Regions from separate parts of the Homo sapiens genome. Here region 1 is linked to region 2. A link is a loop called in an ENCODE intact Hi-C map of the cell type or tissue named here. Cell type or tissue: Caco-2. All regions are shown on one strand. Links, peaks and the distances in the headings refer to the core of each region. The heading gives the core; the rest is flanking DNA.

Region 1 (11,627 bases), core at 1,386-9,385, 140 kb before region 2:
TGGTAGGTTACATGTTTCTAGGAATTTATCTATTTTTTCTAGGTCGTTCAATTCATTAGTGCATAATTGCTCACAGTAGTCTCATGATTCTTTCTCTTTCTGTTATCAGTTGTAATGTCTCCTTTTTTATTTTAAATTTTATTTATTTGAGTTTTTTTTTTCCTTAGTCTAGACAAGGGCTTGTCAGTTTTATTTAGCTTTTCTAAAAACCAATTTCTTAATTTTATTGATCTTTTCTATTGGTTTTCTAGTTTCTGTTTTATTTATTTATGCTCGATCTTTGTTATTTCCTTCCTTCTGCTAACCTTGGGCTTAGTCATACTTCTTTTTCTAGTTCCTTAAAGTATAATATTAGGTTGTTTATTTGAGATCTTTCTTCTTTTTTTGATGTAGATGCTTATTGCTATAAACTTCTCTCTTAGAACAGCTTTTAACATATCCCATAAGTCTGGTATGTTGTGTTTCCATTTTGATTTGTCTCAAGATTTTAAAAATTTCTCCTTTAATTTCTTCTTTAACCCAACAGTTTTTCAGGGGCATGTTATTTAATTTCCACAAATGTGTTCATTTTCCATGATTCCTCCTGTTCTTGATTTTTAGTTTCATACCACTGTGGTCAGAAAAGATAGTTAATATAGGATCTTAGTTTTCAAAATTATGAATCAATGTAGCTTGACTAGATGACCTTGATGGCCACCTACAACTGTAAAATATAATGCTCTTATTTTAACTCACTGAAGATTGCCCTCCTCCTCCACTGAATTGACTCAGAATACTTAGGATTTTGTCAAGTTATATATTTGCTGCCTATCTATCTGAAATTTAGTGGAATTTTGTTTTGTTTTTAATGCAATTGAACTATTGCAATGAATAGATATAATGGAAATTTTGTAGTGAAATGTTTTTCACTACATTTAAAGAAAAGTCACTGGATGGCAGTTAATTATATAAAAGTACAAAGACAGTAATAATAAAATAAGTAAATATAAGATAACTAGCTGTATGTATATAAACTAAGAACATTCTGATGGTAAAGATGGGCATGAGTTAAAAAAATTTCTAGGCATTATATTTAAAACAATCTGCCTGCACTGATCTAAATAAAAACAGCTTCTCAAACTTCCATCTTCTTCTATATCACCATGTTTCAGGATTAAATTGTTGTTGTATTTTTTGACTATTAAAGGCACAACATTTGTCAACTCAACACTCTTCAGACTTTATCAATAACAAAAAGTTGCTAATGCTTGATGAGATGATGAGTGAGAAGGTGGGAGGCAGAAGCAGCCAACAGAGAAGACAAAGGATCTAAGAAAATGAGAGAGAAAGAAAGGAGAAAAATATGTAGAAATTTCAAGTTGATGATAACATTCTAAGACCAGATGAACACTTACTTTATTTTCTGGAAAAGAATCATTGACCTCATGAAACACATTGTGAATGTGTTTTTTTCTTCCTGACTCAACCTATGAACAGGACATTGAATTCAAGATTGACTACAAAGTTAATAATTACATAAAATTATATAAAATAAAAGTACGAAGGCAATAATAATATAAGTAAATATAAGATAACTATGTATAACTATATGTACAACTATATATACATAGTTTGTAACTATGTCTACAAGCTGAGAACAGTCTGGTAGTAAAGATGTGCCAATATAAGAAAGTTCTATTTGATGTTGACCATGACAAGGCACACTTCATCCCGAAGGCATTTTTGACGGTAAATCTAAACAGCCTGTTTTCTTTTTCAAAGAGTTTACTGGTGAGCAGCCAGACATTTGAAAATAGTTTCTGTTTTTCCACAGCTTGAAGATCGAATCAGAAAAAGTAGTACAATCATTTTGAAAATAAATATTTTTAAAACAAATCTCTTGGACGATGATTTGTTTTATATAAACAAATTATATGTAATATATTTTTATTCCTTCTCTATATAAAAATACTTACTTTAGGCATTTTGCTATGTTGTATTAAGAAAATGTCTCCTCCACCCCACTGCCAAGGGGCTGTTTCTTTCAGATGAAAAGGTTGTTCTTTTCTTAATACTAGCTAGGTCACTTTGGTAGTTTGCTGTCAGGACATGAAGTATTATTAGTGTTCTCTCACTTGCCAATGAAGGTAATTTTGAATGCCTCCAGTCAGCATTTTGTTTTGGAAAGAAAATTGATTCAGGATCTAATGCTTGTTGAGATTATGGGAATAATTCACCAATCTGTGCCTCGTCTAAAAGGAAAGCAGTGGACATAACTTACCATTGTCCATCTTTAACATTTTATGATTGGAGTAAAAACCAGAGAGAAATGATGTAATGCTTGAGGCAAATTATTACACTCAAACTCTTTCATGTTGTATCTCTAGTACCCTAAGGATGGAGCTGTCCATGACTGTCAGCTGACAGTCACATTATTGCCTTGTAAGGTAAGAAAAGGTTACTTTATTTAACTTCTATGAACCAGGATATGCATTACTTGTTAAAGATACAAAACCAAATAAATTGTGACTCTTGTCCCTGAGCAAGTGTGGCAGTATTTGCAGATGAAGTTGTAAACAGAGTTAAACTGTTATATAATAGTAAATAGAAAGCATACATTCAAACGAAATTATTCAGGGATTGAAAATATTTGCTGATTATATTAGTTTCTTATTGCTGTTGTAACAAAGTACCAAAACTTAGTGATTTTAAACATCACAAATCTATTATTTTATAGTTCTGAAGTCAGAAGTCAAAATGAGTCCCAACCAGGCTAAAATCAAGGATTTGGTCGGGCTGTGTTTCTTTCTACAGGCACCAAGGGAATTCATTTTCTTACTTTTTCCAGCTTCTAGAGGCCACCTGCACTTTTTGCTTCATGCTAGCCCTCTCCTCTCTTCAAAGCCAGCAATGAACAGTTTAGTCTTTCTCACATCATGTTACTCTGACACTGACTCTTCTGACTCCTCTTTCACTTATAAGGACTCATATGATTACCTATCACCCACTAGAAAATCCAGGATAGTCTCCCCATCTGATATGGTTTGCCTATGTCCCCAACCAAATCTCATCTTTAATTGTAGCTCCCATAATTCCCACATGTTGTGGGAGGGACCTGGTGGGAGATAACTGAATCATGGGGGTGATTCCTCCATACTGCTCTCATGGTAGTGAATAAGTCTCACAAGATCTATTGGTTTTATAAGGGGAAATCCCTTTCACTTGGTTCTCAGTTGCTCTCTTGCCTGCTGCCATGTGAGACGTGCCTTTGCCTTCTGCCATGAGTGTGAGGCCTCCCAGCCATGTGGAACTGTGAGTTCATTAAACCTCTTTTACTTCATAAGTTACCCAGTCTCGGGTATGTCTTTATCAGCAGCATGAAAATGAACTAATACACCTTCTCAACATTAATTTATTAACAATTTTAATTCCATCTGCAGCCTTAATTCCTTCTTGTCATGTAACATAGCATATTCACAGTTTCCAGGAATTAGGATGTAGACATCCTTAGGAAGCTATTATTCTGCCTACCACATTGATGGGACTATAAATCTTGGGTTTTCATGTAGCTTTCATGACCAATTCCAGTTAATCTTACTCATGCAATGGTCATTTAAAAACATGCAATTAGTTCCATGAATTTGAAGTCCTCACCAATCTGATATGAGCCTTTAAAAATTCATCCAGAACAGAAAGGACAACTGGATTAGAACATTGCTGGCATGGCTTTTATGAGAACTGCGTGCCTATAGTCCCAGTCTGTATGTTCAATTCTGGTTCATTCTGACCGTGTGTTGCTTCAGTATGTACAACTCCAAGGAACTGATGTTTTCTTAGCACCATCTGTTTATTACAGATTATGAGTCATCAGTTGGCTCCCAGAACCTTAAGGCCTTAGACACTTTAATATTAATTCATAAGTCTTTGTGAGTATGAACCCTGAAAATCTGAGACAGGTCTCAGTTAACTTAGAAAGTTTATTTTCCCAAGGTTGAGGATGCATGCCCATGACACAGACTCAGGAGGTCCTGATGGCATATGTCCAAGGCGGTCAGGGCTCAGCTTGGTTTTATACATTTTAGGGAGGCATGAGACATCAATCAATATGTATAGGATGTACATTGGTTCAGTCTGGAAAAGTGGGACGACTTGAGGCAAAGATGGGACAACTCAAAGTGGGGAGGGGGCTCCCAGATCAAAGGTAGATAAGAGACAAATGGTTGCATTCTTTTGAGTTTCTGATTTCTGTCACTCAGGCTGGAGTGCATGGCCTGACCCCAGCTCACTGCAATTTCTCCCTCCTGGGTTCAAGCAATTCTCATGCTTCAGCCTCCCAATAAGCCGGAATTACAGGTATGCGCCACCGTGCTAGGCTAGTTTTTGTATTTTTAGTAGAGACGGGTTTTGCCATGTTGACCAGCTGGTCTCAAACTCCTGGCCTTAAGCAGTCTGCCTGCCTCGGCCTACCAAAGTGCTGGGATTACAGTTGTGAGCCACTGCACCTGGCCAGTGGAAACACATTTAAATGCTCCTCTCTTTTGAAAACAACAGTTATTTTTTTGAACTGTAAAGGAAATACTTGTTAATTATAGACATTTTGAAACAATTCTAAAATTCAAAGAATTAAAATCATCCATAACTCTTTTACCTACTTGTAGTTAGGTTTTTGTTATATTTTCTCTCTAGTCGGTAATAATATTTTCTTGAATGATGTGAAAAAATCAGTAGTTCTTGGTGTTTTGTGGTTTTTTTTCATTATTTATAATTCAATCAGCCTCATTTTACCAATTTATTTCCAACTCAATAAGGAGTTGAAAATTTTATATACAGCTAGAGCCTAAAAATGATAAATCCAATTTTCCTGTCTTACAGAAATTTGGAAATGGAGTTTACATAAGCATTACCTTTCTACTCTTCCTAACCTGTAGGGCCACTACATGGCATCTTTTCTTTTTAATAAAAAGGAAAGAAAAGTCTAAGTATTTATTTAGAGCAAACATTCTGTTAGCCATGGGAAAATGAAAGGTTATAAAACACTTGTCTTCAAAGAGTTTATAGTGCAGTTGTATAGGAAGGCACACCTTCAAAGAAAATGTCAATGCAACTGGAAGATGGGCTCTAAGGACCCAGCCTCTCTAATGGAGGAGGTAACATTGCCCAAAGAATCTCTTTCCAGAGAGGATTAAAGCTTCCTCTCTTTGGTTATAAGAACATGGCAGGTGCCAAGTGTTCATCCTGGAGGGTCACCAGAAAATGATGGGCCGGTGAATCTGGAGAAGTACAAAACTGGGTCAGGTATAGTCAGTTCCTGAGAGAATCATGGTACCATTCACCAAGATAAGTAAATCCCAAGGAAAGTGGACATTATTTTTCTGAAAAGGAAAATGAATGATTTTTTCTGGACATGATTGACTGTGATCCTGTGGTGATATCCTGCATCAGGTATCAAAGAATCATAAATCAATGAACAATTAATATTTGAAGGGATTTTAGAGTCAATTATTGTGTTAAAATTTTTTCATTTTAGACATAGTGGAAGATAAATTTCCAAGAGATTTAATAATTTTGCAAATGCCACCAAACAAGTTGGTTGTAGAAGTGGGACTAAAAGATAAATTCCTTCCTTTTATGCTACCAGTGTGGGGAAAAGAAAGAGAGATCAGATTGTTACTGTGTCTGTGTAGAAAGAAGTAGACATAAGAGACTCCATTTTGTTCTGTACTAAGAAAAATTCTTCTGCCTTGAGATGCTGTTAATCTGTAACCCTACCCCCAACCCTGTTCTCCCTGAGACATGTGCTGTGTCAATTTAAGGTGAAATGGATTAAGGGCTGTGCAGGATGTTCTTTGTTAAACAAATGCTTGAAGGCAGCGTGCTTGTTAAGAGTCATAACCACTCCCTATTCTCAAGTACCCAGAGACACAAAACACTGCGGAAGGCCACAGGGACCTCTGCCAAGGAAAGCCAGGTATTGTCCAAGGTTTCTCCCCATGTGATAGTCTGAAATATGGCCTGGTGGGAAGGGAAACACCTGACTGTCCCCAAGCCCGACACCATAAAGGGTCTGTGCTGAAGAGGATTCGTAAAAGAGGAAGGAACGCCTCTTTGCGGTTGAGATAAAAGGAAGGCTTCTGTCTCCTACTCATCCCTGGGCAATGGAATGTCTCGGTGTAAAGCCCGATTGTATATTCCATCTACTGAGATAGGGGAAAACCGCCTTAGGGCTGGAGGTGGGACATGCTGGCAGCAATACTGCTCTTTAAGGCATTGAGATGTTTATGTATATGCACATCAAAAGCACAGCACTTTTTTCTTTACCTTGTTTATGATGCAGAGACATTCGTTCACCTGTTTACCTGCTGATCTTCTCTCCACTATTATCCTATTGTCCTGCCACATCCCCCTCTCCGGGAAATGCCCGATAATGATCAATAAATAGTAAGGGAATTCAGAGGCCGGTGTCAGCGTGGGTCCTCCGTATGCTGAACGCTGGTCCCCTGGGCCCATTTTTCTTTCTCTATACTTTGTCTCTGCGTCTGTTTATTTTCCAAGTCTCTCGTTCCACCTGATGAGAAACGCCCACAGGTGTGGAGTGGCAACCCACCCCTTCATACCAGCACATGGGAGGTATCAGAAATCCTGAGTTTTTGTTCTTTGTTCTTTGGTGATGGTGGGTTCAGTTGTCTCAGATAATCTCAAAAGGGAATTTTGGACAAGGTAACCCCCAACATTCTTTCCAGCTTTGATAGTCTGCTACCATCAGATAAGCTCAGGAGAAATGAGTCTTGCGGAAGAATGGATTTGTAAGCACTGAGAATGTTTAAGATCCCTGAGGGAAAAAATGATGACAGGGATCAAGATATCAATGATTAACCTTTGTGCTACTCTTTGATATACGGTGTGGAAGAAAGAAGAGAAACCACAAAGGACACCCACAGAGAAGTGGGTAGTGAAGTAGAAGAATAGGAATAGGCCTGGGACTGAAACAAAAGGAGGGGCTGAAGAAGGACTGATTAAATATGGCAAATGCCACAGACATCAAGGCGGATGGGAACTGGGAAAGGGCAACGAGATTTTATAATGAGATTGGACAACAAGAGTCTTTGTATATAAAATATTTAAAGTACATTGATTAAATTATCTATGAGAAGATGGATACAAAAGAGAAAATATTGAATGTAGGTAGTTGGAAGATATATAAGAGTCAGAGATAAAGTGTATAGAATTGGGCAGGCTATAAGCCCAATTGCAGGCAGAAGAGATGAAGAGCAAGAGATTGAAGGTTTGTGAAAGAGGATTTGTCTGATGGCATGAAGTTCCAGAAGAGGTGGAAGATGGGGAATACCCTTAACACAGATAGAGAGGCTGATTTGGGCAAGGAGAAGGGCACCTCTTCCTCTGAAAAAGGAGTATAGGAAGAGTAGGCACCTGAAAACACAGAGAAATTTAGAGTTCTGTGGACACAGAGCTGGTTTGAGGTGGGGGAAAGAGTATACAAAGCATTTTGTGACAAAGAATTTGTCTTCTTAGTCATTATGGTGGCAACGCCCAGGCTGAGTGGTGAGACTGAGTAGCTGAGGACTGAGCAAAAAGATCCAAGCAGGGGCTGGAGGGAGAGATCCACAGAGAGTTAATAAAAGAATGGGGAGCTGCTGTAAAGTTAGGTAGAAAATGTTTCAGTGCTTCTCTGATGCATAATTTTATGACCTTGATTTTAATGTTTGGAGACTGAGGGTAGAACTGTAGAAAGCAGGTTTCCCAGGGCTAGGGCTTAGCAGAACTGAAAATTAAAGGATAGAAGCTGCCGGGGACTCCAAGCAGCTTAAAGTTGCTGATCATGTGTCTCAGGCTGAACAGTGAGGTGATGAAGTGGTAAAGGTACTAATGAGCTAGATAAACTGGTGGGATTAAGGGGCTGGCCCTCACACTAGGGGAGCAGCAAGATCAGTAACATGAGGGAATGGGAAATGCTAGGTCAGAAAGTCGTGGCTGGAGAGAAAAATAGTTGAGTGAAAGGAGGAAGCAGAGAAAATGGCTTATGAAATAACAGATCTCTGACCCTGTGGAGCTCACATACCATCGGAGAAACCATCAGTAAACAATAAAAATAATAAATGAGAAGATTACTTAGCAGTATGAGGAAAAGGGGAGAGGAGAGCAGAGTAAGGGAGATTGGGACTGCCAGGGGAGGGGGACGGGAAGGAAGTTTTCACAGTGTGGTTGTCAGGCGTCACTGAGGTGTGATTTGAGTAAGGATGGATGGAGGTGAAGGTGGTCCAGGGCAAGAGAGTTCTAAGAAGAGTGGGCAGCGTGGAGTGTGCGAGGCATAGCAGGGAGGCTGTCCACTGATTTTTGCTACATTGTGTTGCTGGGCTTGTGCCTTCTCTGAGCTGCAGAGCTGTGAATCTCTGCTTTTATGTCGTGACTAGAGCTTGGAATGGTGCATGCTCTGTCCCGGATCCCTTTCCTCTACGTAGTAGCAGTATCCACATTGTTGTTTTTGTGCCTTACTTCTAAAATACAAGAGTCTGTATCGCAGGTATTAGGTGTGCAAGTTCCTGGCTGTGAAAAAAAATAATAATTTTCTACCTAATCTGATCTTAAGCTAGAGGAATAGACTCAGAAATGGAGCAAATGAATCTTTACCCTTTTGCGATTTGGATATTCAGAAGAATAGACTTTTATCTATTAAAATGTTTCACTGAGACTGTAAGTCTTTATTGGACAGTAGGGGTTTAGAATTAATAGAATCACCCAAAAGATCTCAGTAACAAAATACATTCTTAGTAACTGATATGAGAATTCTTCTGAGGAAAAAATACTTGCTGTTAAAATGCCTGGCTGGATAGGCCCTGAGGAATTCATAGATTTTGACGAAGGCTTTGGATTATGAAGTTATGAAATTGAGGGGTTGAGTCAAGACTGTTAATTTCTTCAGGAGTCAGAGAGGCTTGATCTTGGATCTGAATTATATAGGAGTTAAGAGTAATTTGGAAATTGATTCAAGTCAGAAAATATATTAACAGTGGCTATTCATTTGTTATGATTATGCACATTCTATTATGCATTGCTGACATTCAAAGAGAACCACCTGACATGGAATTTTCCCTTAAGCACAAGAATTCTTTCGTAAATGTTCCCTAAGTATCTATAATAATGAAACAAAGAGGATTTCCAAAGATCAAACAAACTTTTTAATCAACAATTAATCCCAGGAACAAGTTGTAAAAATACATTCATTACAGGAAAGCCACGTTTACCTTAGCATTCTAACAAATAATTAATTTGAAATAGAGTTTGAGTAAATTTGTAATCAAAGACAAGAACAAAGCCCAGAAGTCAGGGTGTGAGTGACAGTATTGCTTGATAAAACTCCCTGGGATTTCTGTAGTCTGTTACATGTTTGTTTATAGGAGCTCAGCTGAGAATGTTCAATTCATCAAAACAAAGTTATCTTTCCAAGATGTTCTTATAAACGCCATTAAGACCACATTGTCTAAGATGAACTCCTGTCCAGACAGAATTGGAAACTGACATGTAATTTTCCAACCCATATAGCTAGTGAAGTTGGAATCTTTTAATGTAATTTCTATTAACTGGTGACTGCCAGGAGATTATAAAGAATTTATGTTCCCAGATAATATAAGTGCTCACAACTTCTGCAGGGAAATCTCAAATCATACTCATTTACTGTATCATGGTCTAGGCCGGAAGGTTATCTGTCTTCAGTAGCCAATATTCAAGGTAGCAGTTGGCTTTGTTTTTGCTTTCTCTCTTTAATGAGGTTGCTCAGCTTAAAATGTGTGTCCCCACCCCTCCCCTCTACTCCCTTCCCCTTCCCTCCCCTCTCTTCCCCTCCCCTTCACTCCTCTCTCCTCCCCTCATCTTCCCTCCCCTCCTCTTCTTTCCCCTCTCCTCCCCTCCTCTTCCTTCCCCTCTCCTCAACTCTCCTCCCCTCCTCTTCCTCCCCCTCTCTTCCCCTCTCCTATTCTCCCCTCCCCTCCCCTCCCCTCCCTTGCCCTCCCTTCTCCTCTTCTCTTTCAGTTCCCAGGGAGGTAGCAAAAACACTGAATTTCTAAACTGCCATCCTAATTGATAAAGTTTAAAGTCCAAGAGCTTTAATGTGCCACTGTGTTCTTCTGAAACCCTGTTTGTAACATGTCAATAGCTTTTTGATGCTCTTAAGAGCTCAGGGAAAACACATATGATTCTTCTATCTGTCAAGCGTCACCTTCTGACAATCTCACCTCACACACCAAGCATCATACGAGGGAGGAGGTTGAGTCAGGAAAAAATTTCTGGTGGAAGATATATATATATATGTGTGTGTGTGTGTGTATGTGTATATATATGTGTGTGTGTGTATATATATATATATGTAAAAGCTAAAAACCAATGGATGAACAGAAGCTACCCAGGCAATGAAGACAGCTAAGAGTGTTCTGGAAAAGGGGAGAGATATCAAAATAATTTAAATATGGATCCTATGGATCCTTGTAATATAGTTCAGTATGGATCATAGTAGCACATTAAAGCTCTTGGCTGCATTGTAGTGAATAACCTAGGGGATAAAATGGAGATAAGCAAGTGAGGTGATAACCCAGGTGAGTAATTAGGGTGACTCAGAATAGGGCAATTGTGGGGGCTATTGGAAAGAGACAAATCTGAAAAATGATTAGGAGGTAAGTTAAACAAAATTTGATTTTCGGCTGAATATGAGAGTGAAGGAGAGAAAAGAGTGAGGGAAAACTCAGGTTTCCAGCTTGAGTAATTGGTTGGAGAGTGACGTTATTCACTAGGAAAGGGAACACCTAGGGAGAAGCTGGTTGGAAGAAAGGTGAAGATGGTGAGTTCAGTTTTGAATATGTTGAACTTTAAATGTCCAGAAGCCATCACAGTAGCTGTGCCCAATAGACAGGTATGCACACAAGGCTGGGGCTCAACAGAGAAATCTAGCCTAATGATTTAAGTAAATATTGAGAACGTGTACTAAGTATTACAGCAATATTCAATTTTTATGCCATTTCCATTGTTCATCAAACATCGTAGAAGATTTAAGTCAGGCATAACATTTATTTTGACTCATCATTTCCTTAATATAGACCTGGTTTAGATTTTATTGTTTACAAGATATTTGAAATCAGAACTTTGTGAGCATATTCGTCCAGTTGTTACACATTTTCATGGCAAAAGTCTTTTCAACTTTCTGAGTAATAGTATTAAGCATTATGGTAAACAGTCAAAGGGTGCAAAACTATGCAAATGTCCCATTCTGAGTAGAGTGAAAAAGTTCGTGGTATAAATTAAGCAGATGTGTTATACTAATGAGAACAAAATTAGCCTTGACACATTTCTGGCAGGTCTAGAGAAATAGAAGATATGTTCTCTACCACACACGAAGTGTTGCATCAGGGTAACCAAGGATATCATTGTTGAGCCTAGAAAGTGCCAGGAATATGCTCTACTTGGACAAATCCTGCCTCCCAGTGGGACCAGCGTCAAAACCTCAGTGACTTTCCAGGTTGAACCAATTGAGAGATTTTGAAACTGTCTTGAAGATCAGACTGGAAACTTAGGCACCACCATTGAAGAACTTAAGAGGTGATAAATTCCACAGGGATGTGCATTTGGTGAAGACTGGCCACTTT
Region 2 (11,627 bases), core at 1,163-9,162:
GTTTTCATGCTGTTGATAAAGACATACCCAAGACTGGGTAATTTATACAGAAAAAGAGGTTTAATGGGCTCACAGTTCCACATGGCTGGGGAAGCCTCACAATCATGGCAGAAGGCAAAAGGTCTGTCTTGTGTGGCGGAAGGCAAAAGGCCCGTCTTATGTGGTGGCAGAAAAGAGAGAATGAGAGCCAAGTGAAAAGGGAAATCCCTTATAAAATCATCAGATTTTGTGAGACTTATTCACTACCACGAGAACAGTATGGGGGAAACTGTCCCTGTAATTCAATTATCTCCCACCAGGTCCCTCTCACAACACGTGGGAATTATGGGAACTTCAATTCAAGATTATATTTGAGTGGGGACACAGCCAAATCATATCAGTCCTAGAAAATTCTTCAGGACTGGCTCTTTTTACTTTTTGGCAATTTAGCCCTCCTGGTCATGAACGAGTTGTCAGATTAGCTTCTCCTAATTTCACACTATGATGGGGAGAAGGAAATGCAGGTTTTCTGCTCTTAAAAGATTCCACATACTGTTTGGACCCTCCCGTGCATAGTGGAGAGAATAACTTTATTCATTCTGTGATTATCCAGTAGGAAGTCTTATCAGACAGGAGGCCCTCTGGAGGGTCCTAGCAACACTGACCTAAACCTCAGAGCACTCGAGTGAACACCCAAAGTCCTCTGTGGAGAAATGATGTAGAGTCTTGAATGGGAATATGTTGCTAATGGGTCATTAGTAATTTGAGTGTCTTTTCAGCTGGCGTCAAAACAGGCCCTATTCCTCAGTACCCGGTATCAAGAGAAGACAACTTTCAGAAGCCCATTGCCTAGACTTGGAGGAGGCTCTTAATATGTTTTTTTTCCACATTTCATAAATTCTTAGGATTTTTTAAATTTAATATCCTTTATGAACTAAGGTCAACAAAACTTTAATCAGTGAATATATTTTTGGTTCTGAGAGTTAGAACACTCCTCCCTTTTAAAACAAAAAAGTTTTTAGAATTTTGTTGTTAAATATATCTGGACATATGAAGAAAACTGAAGTTATCAGCCTTTTCAATTGAATCCTGACACTGAAATTGTCTTTTGAAACTTACTTTTGTGTAACTATCCTGGCTCACTGGCACTCTGCTCTGGAATTAAATTTCCCTAATTTCTGTCAACTTTTTGAATCTGCAACAGTGGGAGCATATGATATGCTGTATGAGTAACTGCACAAGTTATTGTTAGAAAAATTCCTACTGATAAGCCCTATGAGTTTTATCTGTAACTGTGCAAGTAACCTAAGTATCTTGTGGAATTAGAGGCAATAGTCTGTTTTACAAAGAGTAGGAGAGAGAGAGAAAGAGGTAGAGACAAAGACCAAGACCAGGAGAGGAAGAAGGAGAGAGACAGAAAGGGAGGCAGAGGGAAGAAAGGAAAGAAGAAAGAAAGAAAACATTAGCATAATTTTCCAAGAATAGGCATCTCAGTGTCTTGCCTAGAAATCAAGGTCTTCCTCTGCTCAGAAGCACAGAAACTGTCCAGGAGGGGAAGCTCTAAGTAACGATAACAATAGAAACTGATTGGCTTGACAATGAGATAAGACCAGGTATGTTCCCGGTGACCCACAGTGAAGGAAAATTCAGTTTTTGCACAGTTTCACTGTGTGGAGAGAATATAGCACCATTACAAAACTTCTTTTAAAGAAAAGACACTTTGGGAATTGGCCTCATCTGTTTTTTTGTAGGCAGTTCAGATAGGAATAAAGGAAAGAAGAAAACATCTCCTTCCTTATTCCCCATCTGTTTATCTCACTATTTCTCATCCTCCTTACAGACACTCAGCTGGAGGTTCACAGATCCAGTTTCTTGTAGATTGCTCCTCAATGTTGTGGGTAATTTTAGGCAAAATATGCAAATTTCTTGTTTGGCATAAGGTTTTTCTTTCTCCTGCTAAAACAAAAATGTTTCCGCTACAAACCATTTAAATACTTCGTAGGGATTTTGTCAGGATTAATGAGGCAACAGACAGTCACAGGTGATTATACTTATTTCAAGAATGCATTATTTTAGTATGTCTATTTGGCATTACATTGATTTTTTTTCAGGTCATTAGCTTATTAATTTCTACTAGACAGCAGAGCTGCTGTGTCTTGTTATTTTTGGAGTTAAAATGGTGTAATATTCTCAGAGAGCTAGACATCAACTTAGTGAACTGGAACTGGAGAATAATTTATTCTTTGCTACCATAGATGTTAATTATTTACCACAAGACAGAGCTGGGCAAGAAGAAATCTCAGAACTTTAGTTTGGATACAGACTTTGCTTTTTATGGTCTGTTTCAATCCCTTTATTTTACAGATAAGTAGATTAAAACAATTATGATTAAGTATCTTCTCTTATGTCACACAGTTGTTATTGATTGGTTTATACTTAGGAGCTAGAGCAAGTGTTCCCAGGGAGTACATTTTGTACTGAATATAGCTGTCTTTGTGAAGAGAAAAATAACAAGATTTGTAGGTACTGAAAGTTACCCAGAAATCTCACATTAGTCTAGGAAGAGGTATGTATTATGATGCTCAGGGTTACTGTGGCTTGATATAATTAAACAGATGTATATTCGTCTCCTAGAGTCTTCAAAATAATGATAGTGGTGACGATGACGATGATGATAGTTAGCAGTTTTTAAAGGCTTACTCTGCAACAGGAATTATACCTAGAGGTTTATACACATTATCTCATTTATTTCCTAAAATGATGCCATGAGGTTGGATCTATTATTTCTTCCAGTCTACAGAAGAAGAACCTGAAGCTTAGAGATATTTGGTAAATTGTTGCAACTTCACTCTGTAAGTAAATGTCAGATCTGACCAATATGATGCCACCCTATGCCTTGTCACAGTATTATTCTGCTATACGTTTGAGAATCTGCCAAATTTTCTTAGGCTCATTATCCACTACCACCATATTCTGACTTGTGGTGGAATTAATAATATTTCTAGAAGAAATATTTGCAATATTTAAGCAAATTTTAGAATTTTTATACTAGAAATAAGATCTTGGACATAATGTAACTGTATGTCTAGGTGGTGCTAAGTAACGAGACTTTCTGCACTGAGTTTTAGAATGAAGAATGGGAAGGAAAGCTCTTCCTAAATAAAGCAGGAAACATGGATACCAGCTTACCATTTGTAACCAGAGGTGTTTCTTAATCTTTTTCAGATCAGTTGTACAAAAGTTAAGACAGCAATAATGGTTTTTATAGAATGTTCTCATGACGGTTAAATATTAAGATGTATGTGAAGTACATAGCCCAGTACTAGAAAGATCTGGCGTCTCTTCTGATTATTTATTGCCTGTGCTGTACCAGTTAATGTTTGGAATATCAGTACTGTATTCAACAGATATCTATTTGATATCTAGTATGTGATTGGGCCAGTAATAGGCCCTAAGGGGACAGTACTATTTTTATCTTCATGGTGCTCACTTTCTAGTTGAAGGAGGTAGAAAAAATAATTATTGCGGGTAGTGATAAGTGAAACAAAAATAATAAGACAGGATTGGGGTAGAGTGACATGAATTGGGGAGAAGGAAGGATTCCATGAGATCAGTTGTGAAAGGAGGCTTCTAAGAAAGCAACACTGGAGTTGAGAAGGGAATAAGAAAGAGCCAACTACCTGGAGATTGGTAGAAGGATGAAAAGACATGCACAAGATTTGAAGAAGAGTTTATGAAGATGAAGGCTTCCAATGAACTGAGATTTCTACATCATGGGGAGGGTAATAAAAATGCTCTTTAAAATATGTTAAACAAGGTATCTGTATCTATGTCTGCATGAAAGTAGAGAGGAGACAGAATAGCTGATGCAACAGATGACAGTGAATAATCGAGTATCTACAGCTTCTACAATGATCATCAACCAGGTTCTTTCTGCCCAACTGCAGCAAGTCAATCACTGAGATAATGGATTTTGCAAAAGAGAAGACTATTCATGAGGCAGCCAGTGAGGAGGTGAAGAACAGGTCTCAACTCCACCTCCCAGAAGATAAGGCTTAGGGATATTTATAGGTTATAGAAGTGGGGTCAGCTAAGATGTGGGAAAAGGTGATTGTCAGTGGGGGAAAAATGAAGCAATCAGTGATCTATGCAAACATAGTTGGGATATGTGGCATTTCATAGGACACATTTGCAGAAAATGATGGTATTATGATCTGAGGGTGGAATTTTTGGTCCTCTGATGTCAAAATGCTCTCCGGCATTTACAGAGGCCCAGCTGAAGAGTCAACCAGTTTGAACTGGTCAGGAGCTGTCCCACATTCCTGAAAAATAACTGAAGTGACCATTACCATGGTGATTTATAAATGTTCAATTTATTATGCCGCTAATGAAGGTTAAGTTTCAGCGTTCAGTGGTGCAGCCTTCAATTACTGTGGCTTTCAGCTTCATGAAAAAAAAAAAAAAAAAAGAAAAGAAAAAGATAAAAAGCAGGTAACCAAAAGCAAGCAGGGCATGCTAAATTTGGCAGACCTAATCAGATGAATCCTCTGTTTCACAGTGCTATTTTGTTTATAATCTTCTTTATCCAGGAGAACATTATTTGAACTAAAAAGAACAAAGCAAGAATGGTCTGAAATCACAAGGGGTTCAGAAGAATGAAACAGATGATCTGGATACTTTTAGAAGGAGTAATAATTATTAATCCCAACAAATGACATTCTTCAGTGTCTAAGCATTTTCTTTTGTGATTAAAGAGCTGCCGTGAACAAACCTGGAGGAGAACGTGATGGGTACCAGAGACCAGAAATTTACACATGGCTATGTTTTCAAAGGACAGGTCAAGATGGTGAGAGGAGTGGGGCTAAGGAAGATGTTATCATATATAAATTCCAGAAATTGTACTGAGGTGACGTTGGTATCCATCTGCAGCATAATTCTATGCTTAAATATTGAACCAATTATTTTTGAGCTCTTAGTAAGGCAAGGTGGTGGAGCCAGGATGGGTTCAATAAGAAGTTCTCATGCTAAACTAACCTCTTTTTTGATAAAATTTCCAGACTTTAAAGTCAAGAAGACAAAACAATTCTAGATTTGAGTAGGGCATATGAAGAAAATATGTGGCTTAATAACTTGCTTTTTAAAGTTAACATTTTGAAATGGGATCTAAAAAAAAATGTCGATCTTACAGAATTAGAGAGTAGAGCAGTGGTTACTGACACCGGGGAGAAAATGAGAGATTGGGGAGGATGGGAGAGGTTGGCCAACAGGTACAAAGTTACAAGAAGATAGAAAGAAGTTCTGGTGTCCTTTTGCATAATAGGGTGAAGATAGTTAACAGTAAGGGATTGTATATTATAAAATACCTTGAAGAGAGGTTTTGGAATGTTCTTATTACAAAGAAATGAAAAATGCACAAGGTGATGAATACGCCAGCTACCCTAATTTGATTATTATACAACATATACATGTATCAAAACATCAAATTGTATCCCATAAATATGTACAATACAATGTGTCAATTAAAAAATAGAAAACAATATAATTATGTGGTCTACAAAGAGAACATAATGGACTAAATGTTGATTGGGATTCACAGAATATTGCCAAAATATTCGTGACTTTGCTAACCATATGAAACAAAATGTTCACATTTAAATATATAAGTTGATCTTAGTTGTATTTATGTAATAATTATTATGATCCATAATAAACCATACATATTTTGCTAATTTTATTATTTCTGTCCATGACAAGTGAAGTTATTAATAAGATATTATAAAATTTGGCACATAAATTAAAATGTATTCGTTATCCTATTAACAGTATTATTTTAAATGACAAAACTGTATTCCATATGTATTCCAATACACCAAAATTTTGTAAGTTAATTTACCAATATCCGTTTTTTGGACATTTAGATTATTTGCATTTCTTACACTTTTTTGAAGTATTCTAGTTATGTCCTTAGGTTAAATTCCTAAAAGTAAAATTTCTGAGCTATGAGGATATGCCAAATTACCTTCCAAAAATGTGGTATTCGCCGGGTGCAGCGGCTCATGCTTGTAATCTCAGTGCTTTGGAAGGCTGAGGTGAGAGGATGGCCTTGAGGCTTGGAGTTAGAGACCAGGCATGGGCAATGTAATGAGACTCTGTCTCTACAAAAAAAAATTTTTAAATTAACTGGACATGTTGCTGTGCACCTCTAGTTCCAGCTACTTGGGAAGCTGAGACAGGATATCTGCTTGAGCCCAGGAGTTCGTGGCTGCAGAGAGCTGTGATCACACCACCGCACTCCAGCCAGGGCAACAGAGTGAGACCCTGACTCCAAAAGCAAAAACAAAAGAGCAAAAACGAGATTCCAATGTATACTCCCACCAATTAATTTGAAGGTGACCATATCCCTCCTATCAAATACTGTCACTCATTTACATCTTTGCCAAATGTGGGTAAGAAAAGAAATAAATAGTTTTTTTATTTAAATGTGTATATCTTTATTGTTAGTGAGGTTGAATATTTTTCATATGCTTATTGATCACTTATAGTATTTTTATTTGGTTATCAACTCATTTGCTTATCTGTTTTTAATATTTTTAAATATTTTCATTTTGTATGAGAATTATTAGAGTTATGACAGAACACTTACATTATAGAAGTGCATCCTGAAAAAATTATGCATTAAATGACATGATGTCCGGAATTGTACGTAAAGTCACCTAGTAATGCGGTGGAGCCTGATGAAACAAGAATGGCTATGAAATGATATAATGATGGAAGATTGGGGAAGGGCTTCTAGAGTTTCATAATACATCCCTCTCCATTTGTGTCTACATATAAAATATCCATTACAAAAGGTAGACTAGGTCCTTGTAAAAATAATTTTATATGTTGCAAGCGCAGGAAGAAACTTTCAGTTTCAAGAGTTTAAGCATGTCAAATTGTATACTTCAACTATGCCATTTTATTTGTAATAACCCAAAACCAGAAACAGCCCAAATATCCACTAACAGATAAATGGGTAAACAAATAGTGATAATATCCATAGAACAGAATGCGACTCTGCAAGAAAAGAATGAACTATTCACATAAGCAACATTAATGAATATTAAAATAATTATGCAGCATGAAGAAAACAAGAATAATAAAAAACACTTTATAATTAAAATCATATAAAATTCCAGAAAATATTAACTAATTTATTTTGAAAAAAGGTAAATCAAGGGTTGCCTGGAGGGCAAGTGAGAGTAGGGAAAGATTATTAGAAAGGTATACAGGAGTAATGGATATTTGGATATGTACATTAGCATAATTGTGACAGTTTCATGAGTTTATATGTATGTGGAAAGTACCTCAGTTGTACACCGGTTTTTGTTTTTTGTTTTTTTTTTTTAAAGAGACAGTGTCTCACTGTGTTGCACAGGCTGTAGTGCAAGGCTGTGATCATAGCTCACTATAGTGTTGAACTCCTAGGATCAAGGGATTGTCCCCCCGAGTCTCTCAAGCAGCTGGGACTAAGGGCATGCTCCACCACGTGGAGCTAATATTTTTAAATATTTTTATAGAGATGAAGGTCTTGGTATATCATCCAGGCTGATAATCAACTCAACTGTACACCTGAAATATGTGTAGTTTATAGCATGCCAATTATGTTTCAATAGAACGTTAAAAATGACTTAAAGTCTGGATCTACTTTTTAAAGGAAAACATAAAGTTTGGCAACCCTATATTGACTCCACCATGCCTTGGGAAAGGCAGCCCGCATCAGTGGCAGGAAATATTGGTAAGCAATAAACATCATCTCTATATGAGTCAACAGAAATGTTAGAGGGGTGACAAAAGCCACAGCCCTGGACTATGAGATCTCTCATTTCTCTATTTTCATTTTCTTGACTGTGCAGCAATGGCCTTGAGGTCATTACATGAGTAAACAAAACCTTATTTGCTCTGACAGTTATGTCAGTTCCAGGAAAAACACCAGCATGGAGTGCACCCACCCATGCTCATAGCCTTAGCCACTGAAACACCTATGGAGACACTGCAGAAGAGGTACCATTCTCGACCTTGATGCAGTCTCCTCCAGACCTTATTAATCACACTCAGTGTTTCTGCGCCAATTATGGTTTCAGCCTGGCCTCTTAACAAATGACACCAGAAACTTGAGTTTTGGACATCCAGGCACATGGTTCCTCTGCAGTGCCTGGAGTCTTCTCAGGGGTGCTAGGAGTTATGTGACATCCCCCGAGAAAAAGGGATTCATCCTTCTCCCCAGAGTCCTACAGGATGTCACAACAACTTTCCCCTCCTCAGGGTGAACTCTGAGCCTACAAAGAAATCCTGGCATTCAGGCCACAAATTAGGATCACAAAGTGAAATACTCTTTCCTAGGTGGGTTTTGACAGCAAAGCAAATTAGACCAAAATTGGAAGAAGAGAAAATTATTTGCAAATTGCCGGTAATACCCAGGCTAGAGCAATCTTCTTAGACAAGATTGGGTCAGGATCGTGCCTTAACTAGTCAGAGAGGAAGGAATGACATTCCCCTAAGGGCACAGACTATTTGTGATTTTCTCCAGGGAATGAGAGAGAGAACAGAAACATCTGCTTTCCTTTATTACACTGAGGTGACTAATACACACTATGGGGAACCTGTCAGGTGGTAGAGGTGAAATGGCTTATGCCACAGAAACTGGCAGTGACCTAAATCTGGCAAGGGTCCTGGCCTGCGCAGGTTAGAAAGTACAACGCAGCTCCTTAAAGCTTCCCACTTACCTGGAATTTGTGGGGAACCTCTCCACTGTGGATGTTCAGATGTATGGAGTTCGATGCCTCCTTTACATTCACAGAGGCTTTCCTCCTGAGTTGTTATAGTGAATATGGAAGCCTTTCTCCAGCATGCACTCTCCAGTGTTGATTGAGTCCAGGGCTTTCTGTTGAAGGGATTTCCCATATTTACCAAATTCACAGGGCTTTGCTCCAGTGTGAACGCTCTGTGATTAACTAAGGATGGAGCTCTGGCTAAAGGACATCCTATATTCACCATACACATGAGGCCTAGCTCTAGTGTGAATTCTCTAGTGTTCAATGAAGACAGAGCTTTGGCTAAAGAAATTCTCCACATTCACCACACTCATAAGTCTTTCTCCAGCGTGAATTATCCAGTGACAAATGAGATTGGAGTTTTGGCTAAATAATTTCCCACATTTGCCACACTCCTAAGGCCTTTTCTCCATTGTGAATTCCCTGATGTTGAACAAGTTTGTATTTGTACCTGAAAGCTTTCCTGGTTCACTGCACTTGTAATGACTTTTTCTGCTGTGAAAGGCCTCCCCACATTTGGTGCTGATGTGTGGCTTCAATCCAGTTGTGAGTGGCCTATGTTGGAGAAGGTACAGTTGCCAGGAAAATCCTTCCCAACTTTCCCACAGGCGAAAGGCCTTCCTGACACTTAAAATCTGCAGCCTTTCACAGAGAAAGCATTGTCCACGTCTCTATTCCATTGTGTTCCTTCTGGTGCTGGTGCATGTTTGCACTAAACCAGAATTGTTTCCCACATGCCTCACAAGTGTACTATTTCTGCCCAGATAGCGTTCCTTGTTGCTCAGCCAGATACAAAATGTCCCTTAAGACCAGAACACACATCTCACAGGGATGAGCCTTCTGGATGAATGGACCTAGCTGTGACACTTTCTACTGAAACACTTCACTGAGGGTGTCTGCTTTCCCTTTGCTCCACACCAACAACCTGGCGAGGTTATATAGGCAAAGTTCTCTGCATCACGGGGCACAGCTCTCAGGCTCATCAAGGAAACTCCATTCCTCTCAGAAGTCATTAAAGGTCGGCTATGTTCATAAAGATCATACTGAGATGGCTTCTCTTTCTGTAGGTGGAGCGAGCTGGGACTTGCAGGTGACCAAGAAGGGGGATCCCGGAACCGGAATTGTCTCCCTTGGCGTTCCGGAAGTAGAAGCAGAGTCATTGCTGGGTGGCGCCAGCCCTCAGACTTGCCTCTTTGCAGTAGGAAGAAGGCCTCCCCACATACCTTCCCACACTCATCACCTTAAGCCAGACTCGGTGTCCAGTGAATATGACCATCTCTTGCCCATTTTCTAATGAGTGTTTTCATTAATGAGTTATAAGAATGTGGTGGGTAAATCTATGGGCTTTGAACTAGTGAATCAACTTGGTTTCAGAATCTGGCACTGCTACTTACTAGTGAATTTAAGCAAGTTATTTCACCTTTCAGAGTGTCAGTTCCCTCATGCATACAAGGAAGATAAAAAATAATGTATACAAAAGTATTGGAGTAATTAATACATGGAGAACTACATGTAAAGCGTTTAGCATGATGTCTGACATATTAAGCATCCAATATTAGTTGCTTGCAGAATTATTAGTAAAAGAGATTGCTTCTGAAAGCCATTCCAATTCTTAAATTTTATAATGCCACATTTGAGGTCACCTGAAGTACGTGTATAACATGTGTACATTTTTGCGATTTATTTTTTCAATTCCCAGATTAGAGGCATAGAGATATCCTAGCAAGGACTCCAAGTGTGTAGATCTGTCAAAGATATGAACATGAAAGAACAGCTTATTTCAATAAACCCACTTTACATACCTTGTGTGCTTGTTTTTAACAATAAAAATTGGAAAGATAATTAAGGAACTGAAAAACCAGAGGGTAAATTCTACAGTTTCCTTAATTTAAAGAGTAATTGTTTTTAATTCTGATTCACCTAAGAAGAAGGCATTTAACTTGTAGGGCTTTCTGTATTTACATGTATTATATATTAAATCCTCACAATTGTTTGCAGTCATTATTATTATTATTATTATTATGCCCATATAATATGTTAATGTGGAAACTGAGGCTCACAAAGCTTAATTAAATTGCCCAAGTTCCTAAAATTAATAAATGTATTTTGGGTTTGAACCTGTCTTCTGACCGCAAAATTAATGATATTTCACCACACTGTTTTCATTCAGCCTAACCTAGTCAGCCATGACCACATGGTGGTGTTTAAAGAAACAAAAAAATCTGAAGAACTAAAACAAACTTTTAAAGGTTTAAATCGACTTTCACTTTGAAAGAAATCTAGCCTACCTGTGCCTTAAAAGATAAAAAAGTACAATAGTAAAATGGAAATCTTTTAGAGAAAAGAATTACATAAGCTGATTGTCAATTAAGACTCCTGAACTGGCCTCTGTACTCTGGTTTATTAGGAGTGTTGAATAAGTGCTTTTGGACAACATTTAGATGTGAACATAGTCTTAAATTCTCTTTATTCCCATTTTTTAAAAAAATGTTCTTGAGAGTATTGCAGTACAAATTACATATTGACCAAAATTTTGTCCCTTTTGAAAATCAAGTTTATTTTTAAGTTTGAAAATTCATACCCATGATAGTAAAAGAAAGAGACTATTACAGGAGATAAGAAGACGTAGTTCCTAAAATAGGTTATCAGTTAACTAGCATAGGGATTTTATGCTGGGAAGTTACTAAGCAAGGAAATGGCATGATATGCCTTAGTGTGATTTTGAAATAATCACTCTGGCTGCTGTGGAAGAATGGGTGTAAATGGCAAGAGTGGACAAAGGAATACCAGTTAAAAAGTTATTGTAGGCCGGGAGCAGTGGCTCATGCCTGTAAT

The links. A loop is a pair of places that touch in the nucleus more often than their neighbours do. Peaks named below come from ENCODE experiments on the same cell type or tissue, not always from the same donor. Only the 100,000 strongest peaks of a DNase experiment are listed, where the experiment ranks them.
Region 1: it touches region 2 in a loop (10-fold over the local background); 3 of 110 quality-filtered maps call a loop at or near these places.

Annotation. Positions count from the first base shown.
Region 1 is chr4:174,395,143-174,406,769 of GRCh38, forward strand. It overlaps LOC105377547 (a long non-coding RNA gene), which reads left to right. Exons shown (of 7, transcript XR_001741920.1): 6 at 2,367-2,426; 7 at 3,213-3,244. Among named protein-coding and RNA genes, the nearest start is that of MIR4276, 23 kb to the right of the region's middle. In Caco-2, for the core only: no CTCF peak of the experiment used is centred there; DNase peaks (open chromatin) are centred at 5,969 and 6,569; H3K4me3 peaks cover 990 bases.
Region 2 is chr4:174,530,457-174,542,083 of GRCh38, forward strand. It overlaps LOC105377548 (a long non-coding RNA gene), which reads left to right. Exons shown (of 7, transcript XR_007058492.1): 4 at 1-4,825; 5 at 6,186-6,425; 6 at 7,676-7,756; 7 at 9,860-10,593. It also overlaps the pseudogene LOC100419741. Among named protein-coding and RNA genes, the nearest start is that of HPGD, 14 kb to the left of the region's middle. In Caco-2, for the core only: no CTCF peak of the experiment used is centred there; a DNase peak (open chromatin) is centred at 4,245.